Linked DNA regions of Homo sapiens: region 2 is linked to region 1. The links are chromatin loops, found by intact Hi-C in ENCODE. Cell type or tissue: PC-9. All regions are shown on one strand. Each heading gives the region's core, and the rest is flanking DNA. Links, peaks and the distances in the headings are about the cores only.

Evidence for each region. Hi-C counts contacts between places; a loop is a spot of excess contacts. Peaks named below come from ENCODE experiments on the same cell type or tissue, not always from the same donor. Only the 100,000 strongest peaks of a DNase experiment are listed, where the experiment ranks them.
Region 2: a loop joins it to region 1, with 3 times the contacts of the local background. A loop is called at or near these places in 1 of 110 quality-filtered maps.

Annotation. Positions count from the first base shown.
Region 1 is chr1:39,394,359-39,402,811 of GRCh38, reverse strand. All of the region lies in intron 58 of MACF1 (microtubule actin crosslinking factor 1), which reads right to left. Among named protein-coding and RNA genes, the nearest start is that of BMP8A, 93 kb to the left of the region's middle. In PC-9, for the core only: no CTCF peak of the experiment used is centred there; a DNase peak (open chromatin) is centred at 4,031; H3K4me3 peaks cover 469 bases; H3K27ac peaks cover 3,986 bases.
Region 2 is chr1:38,957,895-38,963,177 of GRCh38, reverse strand. It overlaps the pseudogene EIF1P2. Among named protein-coding and RNA genes, the nearest start is that of RHBDL2, 19 kb to the right of the region's middle. In PC-9, for the core only: CTCF peaks have their summits at 3,058 and 3,258; DNase peaks (open chromatin) are centred at 897, 1,517, 3,327, 4,037 and 1 weaker place; H3K4me3 peaks cover 1,185 bases; H3K27ac peaks cover 4,684 bases.

The DNA.
Region 1 (8,453 bases), core at 1,652-6,651:
ATATTAAATGCTGTACAATGAAAGAGGGGAATAGTGAGGCAGACAAGGCCACTAGACTTGGCAACTAGGAAGCCAATGAATATCTAAGAGAGCAGTTTCAGCACAGTGATGGGTGTTGGATCAGATTAGAGGGGGTTAAGGATAAGCAGTGGTGAGAAATAAGTATGGATCCTCCCTTCTTCTTGAGACTGTGTTCTTTTGACTTCCATGACACTGTGGTACCCTGGTGCTATCTTTCTAGCCAGTCCTTCTTTGTCTCCTTGGATTCCTCTTCCTCTCCTCTTGAGGCAACTAATTTCACAAGGTTATATCGTTGATTCTCTTCTTTTCATCCATTCACCAAATATTTATTGGTATCTACTATGTGCTCTAAACTATCCCAGGCACTAAGGAAAGCACACCGTGCTATGAGAACATGGGTCATGGGCCTCAACCTGGCCTGGAAGCTCAGGGTAGGTTTCCCTGAGAAAGTGATGATGTGGGCCTCCCCCTGGGACTAACTGAGAGTAGTCTTTCCAGTTCCAGAGTGGCATGATCATCACAAAATTGCTTGGTTATTTCCATGAAAGAGGTCTCTGGGTTGAATCACCCCCTCTTTTTTGAGACACAGTCTCACTCTGTCACCCAGGTGGAGTGCAATGGTGCGATCTTGGCTCACTGCAACCTCTACCTCCCAGGTTCAAGCGATTCTCCTGCCTCAGCCTCCTATGTAGCTGGAATTATAGGCACCCACCACCAAGCCTGGCTAATTTTTGTATTTTTAGTAGAGACGGGGTTTTACCATGTTGGCCAGGCTAGTTTTGAACTCCTGACCTCAAGTGATCTGCCTGCCTTGGCCTCCCAAAGTGCTGGGATTACGGGCGTGAGCCACTGCGTCCAGCCCCTGCTCCTCAATATTAGAAAAGAAGGCAGAATAAATAATACAGAGAGAAGAGATTTCTAAAAACCATCTCTTTCATTTCGTTACTAAGGAAAATTCTTATCATTGATGACAAAGAAACAAACAGCTTAGGTATGAATTTAAAGAATTAGACCAAAACCAGAGCTTATCCTTTGGGAATGAATTGCAAGATGACAGAGATATTAAATGGTTCACTTGATAAATACAATTAATTCAAGATGGAGAAAATCTAAGGCACATATAATTTCTTTGAATTATCTTCTTTCCTTGACTCATATATACACATGACCAAATGTTAAAAACATTAAAAACACATATTTGCTGAAACTGTAAAGAATTAAAGACTTTCTGTAAAACATCTCAATCTGGTATGAGATTGGCAGACAGATGAATTATATCTGTATTTTAAGCTGCTTGCTTCTGAAACTCTGCCGATATTTTTTGGCTCAGCCCTCAATGTTTTAATTAAAGATTGATTAATATTAAGAGATGTCTTTCCTAAAGATGCTGACTTAGTAGTTGCCATTGTACGGTAACAGAGGAAGATAACATGGTCTATGATAAAAGCTAATTAGGCCAAAATCCCTGAGATCATTAGAGCTGATCTAATGGGCAACTGAGTGGCTGGGGAAGTCACTGAGCTGGTAATGTCTTCTGGTTAATTCTGGTTAATGATTTGAAAATAATATGAATTTGTAGAGCATACAAGCCAAGGCCAAAATGGTCTCAGAAAAACCTGCTGGTTGTAGGATTCTGATAGAAATGCATAAATGAATTAATGAATAAATAAATATGTATGTATATGTATGTGTACATAAAATATATTTTAAGCTGTGTTGAATCATGACCTAAACTTGCCTATTATTCCCACTCTAGGGCTAGAAATAAGCCCTATTGTTCCCACAAAAACTGCTCAGGAAGGCTCTCTATCCATCCACTTGTTTCATTGTTATCAAACTAATTTTACTTTATCCTCATAATTTCCATTTTTCCAATTTTCAAGAAGAAAATAATCTGGTGCTGGGCCTTAGATCAAGTCTTCTGGAGAATGATGATCCCTAGGCACAAAGAGGGGTAACTGTTCTTATTAAAAAGATTTCACAGGCTTGATACAATGGCTCATGTTTATAACCCCAGCATTTTGGGAGGCTGAGGTGGGCGGATCACTTGAGCTCAGGAGTTCAAGACTAGCCTGGGCAACGTGGTAAAACCCCATCTCTACAAAAGATACAAAAATTAGCTGGGTGTGGTGGTGCATGCCTGTAATCCCAGCTACTTGTAGGGGCTGAGGCAGGAGGATCGCTTGAGCCTAGGAGGTTGAGGCTGCAGTGAGCCATGATCATGCCACTGCACTTCAGGCTTGATTGACAAAGTGAGACCCTGTCTCAAAAACAAACAAACAAACAAACAAAAAATGAAAAAAAAAAAGATTTCACAATATTCTAATTTATATGTCTAGATAAGCTTCTTTTTAAAAAAAAGCATATTATCATCTAGTGAGCTGAGCACCAAATATAAGCCTAATACTTTTAGATATATCACTTCATTTAATTTTCATAAAAATCCTAAAGGTATGATTTACCAATATTTGTATTTTACAGTTAAAGTAAGTAAGATTCAGAGAGGTTAAGTAATTTCCCTGAAGGTCACTCAGCTAGTAAATGATAGAGCCAGGATTCAAACCTGGATACTTCTGACTAGAACTTGTATTCAGTTTTTTTCACTACACCAAACTGTCAACTAATTGAGTAAGTAGCAATGACTCTGTGCATAAGAAGTAGCACATTTCTTTCTTAGTTTTGCCCTCTTATACTGAAAAAAGATTGTGTTCCCTTAACATATACTAACTAGCAGAGAAGGAAGGAAGCCCAGAAGAAAGATGGAGAACTGAGGAAATCAGGCTAAGATTAGAATTTCTTCAGGACACACAAGGATATATACCTCAAGTCTTGCAGAGTAGATAGCATTTTGAATCCTAGAGCTCACATGGCTTATGAGAAATAAAGAATGTTCATCCAGTCAGTCAAATATTGTCTCATCTCCAACTGTGTATATACCAATATGCTAACTACATTAAGGGACACAAAAGTGAATTAACTGAGGGGATAGGACAAATGGATATAATCAGAAAATGTCAAAATTAGGTGGTATGTGATAAAAGCCAAGTGAGTTATACATTGTAAATGATTAAGAGATCAGGAGTAGTGAGCTGGGGAGATCAAAAGCCTTTATAAGGCCGGGCATGGTGGCTCACGCCTATAATCCCAGCACTTTGGGAGGCCGAGGTGGGTGGATCACCTGAGGTCAGGAGTTCGAGACCAGCCTGGCCAACGTGGCGAAACCCTGTCTCTACTAAAAATACAAAAAAATTAGCCAGGCAAGATGGTGCGTGCCTGTAATCCCAGATACTTGGGAGGCTGAGGCAAGAGAATCGCTTGAACCTGGGAGTCAGAAATTGCAGTGAGCCGAGATCGCACCACTGCACTCCAGCCTGGGTGACAGAGCCAGAATCCATCTCAAAAAAAAAAAAAAAAAAAAAGCTTTATAAAGAAGTGGACTTGAGCTATGACTTCAGAAATCAAATACCTAAAATGTATAAGGAGTGTCTGGGGTAACTGGATGTAGTGTATGGTCTATATAGGAAATAACACTGGAAAGATAGTGGGGATCAAATACATCCAAGACTGGAGACACAGAAATAGGCTAGTTCTGAAGGATACAACCATTTATCAGATCAGATGGCCTTCGAATTGCTTTGGGGGAAGGATAAGCACTTACAGAAAGAACTGTGAATACAGACAGAAGGTCAGGAAATCATTTTGGAGATGAAAATTTTAGAGGGCTATAGCATAATTTATGTCTGTTTTTTTCCCATAGGAACCATGTATGTATATGCTAGCTATCCAATCACACCAGCTCTCTGCATTCTTAACAGAGGGTCCTTTGTTCCAAACAGTAAGGCTCAAAAGAAACATAGTCTGATAAAATCACACTGAGATCAGTACTCCCAGCTGGTGCAAGGGCTGATGCCATTCCATAACACACCCTACAGGAAGCAGCCTGAGATACACAGCTGATTGATTTCCACAGCAGGAGCCTTGTGGCAGTGTGGGGTGGGGACTGGTCAGGCATAGAGAAAATTCTTCAGTCGCTGACTCAGATTAGTTCCCCAAGATCCTGACTCTATCTGTGTAAGTCACTCCCGGAAGCAACACTATTTCTTAACTAATTTTCTTAAAAGGAGAGGAAAACCACAGAAGCACCCCCAGCGAGTGGAACTATTTAATCAGTTAACTCTTACTTGTCATGGGATCTGAAGATGGCAAAAATCAAATTCCCTAGCTTTCTAGAAGTAAGCTGAATAATTCTTTCATTGTAAGGGGCCGTCATCCTGTGTATTGTAGGTTGTTTCGCAGCACTTACTAGATGCCAGTAGCAGCTTTTCCAGTCATAACAATAAAAAATGTCTCTGGGCCAGGCACTGTGGCTCATTCCTGTAATACCAGCACTCTGAGAGGCTGAGGTAGGCAGATCATTTGAGCTCAGGAGTTCAAGGCCGGCCTTGGCAACATGGTGAAACTCTATCTCTACAAAAAATACAAAAATTAGCCAGGAATGGCAGCATGCACCTGTAATTCCAGCTACTTGTGGGGCTGAGGCAGGAGGATCACTTGAGACTGGGAGGTCGAGGCTGCAGTGAGCCATGATTGTGCCACTGCACTCTAGCCTGGGTGATGGGAGTGAAACTGTTTAAAAAAAAAAAAAAAAAAAGGAGTGGCGGGGAGTGGGAGTCTCTGCAAAGCTATGCTTGGTTGACAACCACTGGTGTAGCATAAACTTTGGTGCCAAACAGACCTTCCCAATCCCAACTCTAATATTTACTTGCTATGTGGCTCGAACAAGTTATTTTAACCTCTTCAAGTCTTAAGTTTTCTTATCTGCAAAATAGGATTTTAAATGTCTGATTTAGAGTTTTTTTCAGAGATCATTTAGACTCAGATCTTTCTTACTGCATTTACCACTACATCAGTACCACTGTAATTCTCTGTATCTGTTTCCCTTACTATAGATGGTCTCTGACTTAACAATGGTTCAACTGAAGATTTTTCAACTTTATGATGGTGAAAGTGATATGCATTCAGTAGAAACCATACTTCAAGTACCCAATCATTCAGTTTCTCTATTTCAGTACAATATTCAATAAATTACATGAGCGAGTCAGCACTTTATTATAAAATAGGCTTTCTGATAGATGATTTTGCCTAACTGTAGGCTAATGTAAGTGTCTGAGTATGTTTAAGGTAGGCTAAGCTGAGCTATGATGGTCAGTAGCTACTTTTTTTTTTTTTTGGAACGAAGTTTCGCTCGTTGCCCAGGCTGGAGCGCAATGGCATGATCTCAGCTCACTGCAACCTCTGCCTCCCGGGTTCAAGCAATTCTCCTGCCTCAGCCTCCTGAGTAGCTGGGATTACAGGCGCTCGCCACCACGCCCGGCTAATTTTTGTATATTTAGTAGAGACCGGGTTTCACCATGTTGACCAGGCTGGTCTTGAACTTCTGACCTCAGGTGATCCACCCACCTCGGCCTCCCAAAGTGCTGAGATGACAGGCATGAGCCACCATACCCGGCTGTCAGTAGGTACATTAAATGCATTTCTGACTTACAATAGTTTCGAGTTATGATGGGTTTTTCCAGACATAATTTCACTGTAAGTCAAGGCACATCTGTACACTGTTAACTAGAGACTATCTGAGACTCCAGTACCCACCACAAGGACTAGCACAGAGCAACTGCCCAGTAAGGATGGGTTAAAAGGAATATGGAATCACTTCCTTTTAACCTCCATCCATGAACCATCACCATGTGTAGCAAAGATCCATATTTCAAATGACATGACTGGTGGTAGAAAAATAGTTTATGACGTCCTAGAGAGTAAGTGTATTCCATTAACCTTCTATAGTCAATAAGAGAGACTCGTAGTTGAAAAGCACTTAGTGGTGGCAAAGTAGGGAGGGTGCACATTCTACCCATAGCTGGGTTTTTCCAACTGGGACAGCTGAGACTTGTGAAGAATCCATTCAGCAGGAGACAGCCCTTTACAGTGATGGTTTGGTGCAGTGACCTGACACAACTCCCTGTGGAAGTCATTTTATTCCTAGTAAACCAGCAACTCTAACAATAAACGGCCCTTCAAAGAAACTCATCGTACTTCCTAGAAGCTCATAGCTTATTAGCGAGCTTGAAAGTGCCCAGGATATTTTTCTGAAGCTCCAGAACCAGCCTAAGGCTGAGACCATTTACCATTCATTTCTAGGCACAGTGAGGATCAGTCCTTTTCTGCAAGTCTGTGCTTATCTTAACCATGTTTACTAATCAACTACTAAACGATCAATACATACAAGTTCTGCACAGGATACATTCTAGTTTTTCTGGAAATATATTTCTTCCTTCTTATACAAATGATAAATCTTAGTTGTGAATGCTACATACTGATACTGTATGTGAAGAATTTTAGTAAACTCAAATCCAACTGCTCAGTCCTTTTCTTTGGTTACAGATATATTTGTTTGTTGCTTTTTTTTTTTTTTTTGAGATGGAGTCTCGCTCTGTCACCCAGGTTGGAGTGCAGTGGCGCGATGTCGGCTCACTGCAACCTCCACCTCCTGGGTTCAAGCGATTCTCCTGCCTCAGCCTCCTGTGTAGCTGGGACTACAGGCGCATGCCACCATGCCCGGCTAAGATGGGGTTTCACCATGTTGGCCAGAATGGTCTCGATCTCCTGACAGCGTGATCCACCTGCCTCAGCCTCCCAAAATGCTGGGATTACAGGCATGAGCCACTGCGCCTAGCCTGTTTGTTGCTTTAAAATCTCACCTTGCTATCAAATTTCCAGACAGATTTTTGTAAAATCTATCAATCCTTTCTTGATGATTTTACTACCTTCCATTCAATTTTACTACCTTCACTGGGGCATGAGGCTCCTTTAAGATGATGCAGTGGCTGCAAGCCTGGGATTTTGCTTGTGACACTGATATTTAAAATACAACTGGCAATATTTTAAAAGGGAGCTGGAAAAGGTTCAACATGAAGCAAACTTAAAGGCCTTAAAGGCTCCTTCACCTTCTCCACATCCAGTTGCTATGGTGGGGGTGGAGAGGATTATTACAGAGCATTGGAATTCTTTGTGGGGTGGGGAGGTGGGGGTGGTCACATAAGGGTTATAAATATCAGCAGCCAAACTCTTGGTTGGCTGTGGAGAACAACTGAGAGACTGTAGTCTCCCCTTAAAGGCACAGAACAAGGAAGCTCCCTGAAGTATGTCCACAAAGGAAGTTCCTCTTCTCTTTGGCAATGCATCATCAACCAAACACCTGCATCAACAACTGACAACTGTACGTAAATTCCAGCCAGGGAAAGTGACCAGGAGGTGTTAAGCCAGACACAGATTAAGGCCAGCAAAAATAAAGAATCCAGAGCCTGGCTTAAAGGAAAGCTGACTTAGAAGTGGTTGTTGCCACTACACACAGTCATAATCAGATTATCAGAAGGCTGCTTGTTACATAAATATTTAACTAGTAACCTATTCCACCTGAATTCTAAGTTTCCCATGTATAGGTGGCAATTTCTTCCAGGGCTATAGTTCTCAACAGAGGGTAATTCTGCCTTCCAGGGAGACATTTTTAGTTGTACAACTGGGAAGTTACTAGGTCAGAAATGCTGCTAAACAGCCTACAATGCACAGGACAGCTTCTCACAACAAAGAATTATCCAGTCCAAAATGTTGATAGTGGCAGGCAGAGGTGGTGGCGTGAGTGGCTGCCCCTTTCCTCCCCACCCACCCCCAAAAAATGTCAATAGTGCCGAAATTGAGAAATCCATTTTAGGATACTGTCTTTATTTCCTTGGACCCTAGTTCCTATTTGGAGTAGCTTTGTTTAAGGAAGAAAGGAAAAAACCAAGACAGGCCAAGGAAGGGTCAGCACAAGGTGGGGGTTGGCAGGGATAGAGGATACCCACTCATCTTGGTAAAGCTGGGGAAACCTAAACCTCCAGGTGACAGACAGGTCATACCAAGTGTGATTTCCTGTCTCTCCAAGGGCAGGTAGATAACGCTAACCTCATTTGCTCTATCCTCCAGTGACTCACTCTCAGGCAGGTGTACTAACTGCCAAAAACGTACATGAGCTGATACTGTCCTTGTAATCATTTGAAAGGAAGGAGTAAACTGGCAGTCTTTCAACTCCATGCTGGGCCCTGTCTTCCAGGGCTTTTCTTTTTCTTTTTTTGGAGACGGAGTCTCTTTCTGACACCCAGGCTGGAGTGCAGTGGTGCGATCTCGGCTCACTGCAACTTCTGCCTCCCAGGTCCAAGCCATTCTCCTGCCTCAGCCTCCCCAAACAGCTGAGACTACAGGCATGTGCCACCATGCCCAGCTAATTTTTGTATTTTTAGTAGATACAGGGTTTCACCATCTTGGCCAGGCTCGTCTCGAACTCCTGACCTCAGGTGATCCACCCACCTCAGCCTTCCAAAGTACTGGGATTACAGGCG
Region 2 (5,283 bases), core at 202-5,201, 440 kb after region 1:
ATCACAGGTGTGCGCCACCATGCCTGGCCTGCTCCTCATTTTTCACTCTAGCAAAGAAAGAGGTTGGGCAAGGAGCCAACTGTTTTGGTTGCATATCCTCTAAAACAATTCTGAAAAATTGTGTACTCCCTTGCATATTTTTAAGTTGACATTTAAATTTTTCAACCTTAAGATTAAATATTACAAAGAATAGAATTTCCAGCATATTGTAAACATCAACATTTTAAAATAAGTAAGTATTACATAACTCTTTTGAATTCATTAAATGGAATCTAAACAGTATAAGGTGGTCTAGAATGAGCGCTCTGACCAACAAGGACACCATATCAGAAAGTGCTTGAGAGGCTGGGTGTGGTGGCTCACGCCTGCAATCCCAGCACTTTGGGAGACCAAGGTGGGTGGGTCGCTTGGGCCCAGGAGTTCAAGACCAGCCTGGGCAACATGGCTCCACCCGAGAACCCAGGAGGCAGAGGTTGCAGTGAGTCGTGATTGCGACACTGCACTCCAGCCTGGGTGACAGAGTGAGACCTCATTTCAAAAAACAAAAGGAAGTGCTTGACCAAACTAAACATACCCTTTTTTTAACGTATTTGACTGTCAATGAAATAGCAGTAGAGACACAGAAAGAAAAGGTAGTAAGCAGAAGCCATGAGATAGTTGCATCTAGACAAAAGAAGAGATCAAGAGGAATTTAGAAGGAAAATAGAGAGAGAAGCTACAAGTAGATGCAAGAGGTAAAAGTAGGGGCAAGGACAGAGATGAACTATGTCAGGACACTGAAGCAGTGGTTTTGGCAGGGAGTAATGGATAAGCACCTATGGGTTGGGGTGGGGAATGATGATGGCAATTGCTATTCAGACACTAGAGCTGTTACTGTATCCTGATTGGCAAGGATCCACCATTGAGTTCCACACAACTTAGTTGTTCAGCCAGAGATGGTAGTCACGTTGCGTCTTCCTCAATGCCTCTGTGGTCACATTGCCTCTTCCTCCTCTGTCTGTATCAAATCTCCCTCTGCCTCCCTCATAAAGATACTGTGATTGTATTTAAGACTCACTCGGATAATTCAGGATAAACACTCCATCTCAAGATCCTTAATTAAATTACATCTTTTGCCACAGAAGTTAATATTCTTATACTAACTGGTGTGCTACAATAAAGTTCTAGCAGTAACCACTTGAAGTTAGCATAGAACCCACAAATTACAGGTCATGGTCCCCAGTAAGACTGCCCTCATTTCGGATGCCAGCCACACATTAGGCATCCCTAGGCCACCCACATTTCTGACCAACTGGCTACAAATCTGGGGGTTCCCATATCCACTCAGGTTTGATAATTCACTAGAATGACTCACAGAACTCAGGAAAGTGATATACTTACAATCACAGTTTTATTATAAAGAATACAAGTCAGGACCAGCCAAATGAGGAGACAGGGTAAGGTCTGGGAGAGTCTCAAGAGCAGAACTTTGAGAATTGCCTTCTCCCTGTGGAATCAGGGCATATCAGCCTGGTGACACATTGATCTGTTTACCAGCCAGGAAATTCCACCAAACCTTATTGTCCAAAGCTTTTTTTTTTTTTTTTTTTTTGAGACAGAGTCTTGCTCTGTCACCAGGCTGGAGTGCAGTGGCGCAATCTTGGCTCACTGCAACCTCCACCTCCTGGGTTCAAGCGATTCCCCTGCCTCAGCCTCCTGAGTAGCTGGGACTACAGGCGCTTGCCACCACGCCCGGCTAATTTTTTTTTTTTTGTATTTTAGTAGAGATGGGGTTTTACCATGTTGGCCAAGATGGTCTCAATCTCCTGACCTTGTGATCCACCCCCTCGGCCTCCCAAAGTGCTGGAGTTACAGGCGTGAGCCACCATGCCTGGCCTGTCCAGCGTTTTTATTGGGACTTCATTATGGAAGCATGATTGATTGAATCATTGGCCATTGGCTGGGTATCAGTCACTGGTTGAACTCAATGTACTATACCCCCTTCCTTCCCCAGAAGTCAGTGGTGTGAAGTGGCATCTCATTGTGGTTTTGATTTGCATTTCTCTAATAACCAATGATGAATAATGTTGAACATCTTTTTATGTGCTTATTGGCCATTGGCATATTTTCTTTGTACAAATATCTGTTCAAATTCTTTGCCTTTTTTTTTTTTTTTTTTTTTGAGACAGAGTCTTGCTTTGTTGCCCAGGCTGGAGTGCAATGGTGCAATCTCGGCTCACTGCAACCTCTGCCTCCTGGGTTCAAGCGATTCTCCCACCTCAGCCTCCCGAATAGCTGGGATTACAGGTGCCAGGCACTAAGCCTGGCTAATTTTTGTATTTTTAGTAGAGATTTTTGTATTTCAGTAGAGGTCTTGCCATGTTGGTCAGGTTCATCTTGAACTCCTGACCTCAGGTGATCCCCCCAGCTTGGGCTCCCAAAGTGCTGGGATTACAGGTATAAGCCACCGCCTGGAACTTAGACTTCCTTTAAACTTAGTCTCTGGATGTGTTTTAAGTTTCCCAATCAGATACAGGCCTAAGGGGCTTGATCTGGAACTGAGTTAAAGTGGGGGATAAAATGAAGTTGCATGGGAGGATTCAGTAAGTCACAGCTCTGGTACCAAAAGCTCTGGCAGTGGCTTCTTGTTGCCCAGATCCTGGCTAAGTTAATGTGTTCCTGGAGCCAACAGTTGGAACAATAGCTTACTAATTTCCCAGTTTTCCGATGTGGCAGAGGCAACAGTTTTCTTGGTGAGAACTTATGCCTATCTTAAACCAACCTTCATTCAATAACCCCGACTAAGTATAGATTATTAAAATGTGTAAAACTTGTTTGCAGTAGGCTTTGTGAGATACACTGGCACTAATCCAAAGTTAATGTCCCTTACAGGGGTCGTCTTGACGGTTATGGGTGTAGGGACACGACATGTATGCTGGGTCCATAGCACTCTAACCCTCTTTCTTTCTTTCTTTCTTTTTTTTTTTTTTTGAGATGGAGTCTCGCTCTGTCACCCAGGCTGGAGTGCGGTGTGGCGCGATCTCGGCTCACTGCAAGCTCCGCCTCCCGGGTTCACGCCATTCTCCTGCCTCAGCCTCCGGAGTAGCTGGGACTTCAGGAGCCCGCCACCACGCCTGGCTAATTTTTTTGTATTTTCAGTAGAGACGGGGTTTCACTGTGTTAGCCAGGATGGTCTCGATCTCCTGACCTCGTGATCCACCCGCCTCGGCCTCCCAAAGTGTTGGGATTACAGGCGTGAGCCACGGCGCCCGGCCACCCTCTTTCGTTCATTTAGGGAATTTCATCAGGCGATGAGTCAGAGATACAGGGCTTACCATCCCCTACAGAAGCTGAAAGTACTAGGTACACTTTTTCCACCTGTCTTGCAGCTAGAGCACTGGCATGTGGACTGGGCTCTGCCAGTCAGCCACATCTGCCTCAAAGCTTGCTGGAAAAGTTGGCTTCAGGAGGATCGCTTCCTGGAAAAGCAGTGACTGTGGGGTAGTGATCAGTCCAGTATCTGATGGTCACGGTATCATTGGCACAAGCGGCATATCTGGAGCTCTTCAATCATGGCAGTGGTGTCTTGTCATCAGACCAGTTCTGCAATGTGGTTTTGGCTCTTTCTCATTATGTAGCTCAGAATGTGGTTCTTCAGCCCACCCATTTATTTTATAAGCTACATAATATCCTTTTTTTGTTGTTTTTTTTGAGATAGGGTCTTGCTCTGATGTTAGGATTATACTGCATACAACTTCAAGCACATTCACATCGAAAATTACCTCTAGTTACTGCATCCAGCTCTGAGTACAGAATCTCTAGGGGATGTCCAATATTTCCAATCAGCTCCAGATCTTAAAACCCATGGCTAAAATGATATATTTACTAGCAACATACTCTTAGTCCATTTTGTGTTGCTATAACAGAACACCACTGACTGGGTAGTTTCAAAGAAAAGAAATGTATTTTTCACAGTTCTGGAGGCAGATAAGTCCAATATCAAGGTGCTGGTGTGTGTTGAAGGCCTTCTTGCTGAGTCATTCATGGTGGAATGTGGAAGGGCAAGAGAGTCTGGGACAATAAGAAAATTGAACTCAAAACCTCAAGTCTTTTCATGACCCCAGTCCGTGAGCTACCGCTGAGGACTCAGCAACTTTCCCTTTGAGCCCCCTTGCTTCCTCATGCTCCATACCCCACCTTTGCCCACTTCCCCCCACTTCTTCCACTGCTACCTCTGTAGGCAGTTTCTGCTGAGGAAAAGGAATTGTATAGTATGTTTGCTATTCTGAACTTCTACTCTTTTGACCTCTTTGCTGGATGCAACTAAGGGCGATAACCTGCTTCCTGCTGACACTGAGGATTATATCCATATAAGAATTTAATAAAGAAATGGCAGGAAGACCATTACTACTGTCCAAGGAATTGCTGATGACTACCATAAAAAGAAACTATGACAGGCACAGTGGCTCATGCCTGTAATCCCAGCACTTTGGGAGGCCTAGGTGGGCAGATCACATGAGGTCAGGAGTTCAAGACCAGCCTGGCCAACATGCTGAAACCCCATCTTTACTAAAAATACAAAAACTGGCTGGTTGTGGTGGTTCATGCCTGTAGTCCTAGCTACTTGGGAGGCTGAGGCAGGAGAATCGCTTGAACCTGGGAGACGGAAGTTGCAGTGAGCTGAGATATCATGTCACTGCACTCCAGCCTGGGTGACAGAGCGAGACTCTGTCTCAAAAAAAAAAAAAAAAAAAAAAGAAACTAGTGAAGGCATTCAAGAAGAAATTTGCCTGGTACTGCAATAGAGCATCCAGAATATGGAGAACTAATTAAGCTACAGACTGACCCGTGCAAGAACCTATGCCAGTTCCTTGCAGAGATCGCACTGGCCAAGGACAATCAGCTGAAGGTTCATGGGTTCTAAGTGTCTGTGGCTCACTGAAGCTTAAGTGAGGATTTTCTTGCAATGAGTAGAATTTCCCTTCTGTCTTTGTCACAGGTTTAAAAACCTCACAATGTGTATGAAGTAACTATTTGGGGTCTGCTCTTAGCTTGGACTAGTGTAACTCCTTCATGTAATAAACTGAAAAGAGCCACACAGACAAAAAAAAAGTCCCTTCATAACTGGCATTAATCCATTCATGAGGGTGGAGCGTTCATGACATAAACATCTTCTATTAGGTCCCATTTTCCAAAACTATTGCACTAGAGATTAAGTTTTCTTTTCTTTCTTTTTTTTTTTTTTTCTGAGACGGAGTCTCACTCTGTCGCCCAGGCTGGAGTGCAGTGGCGCAATCTTGGCTC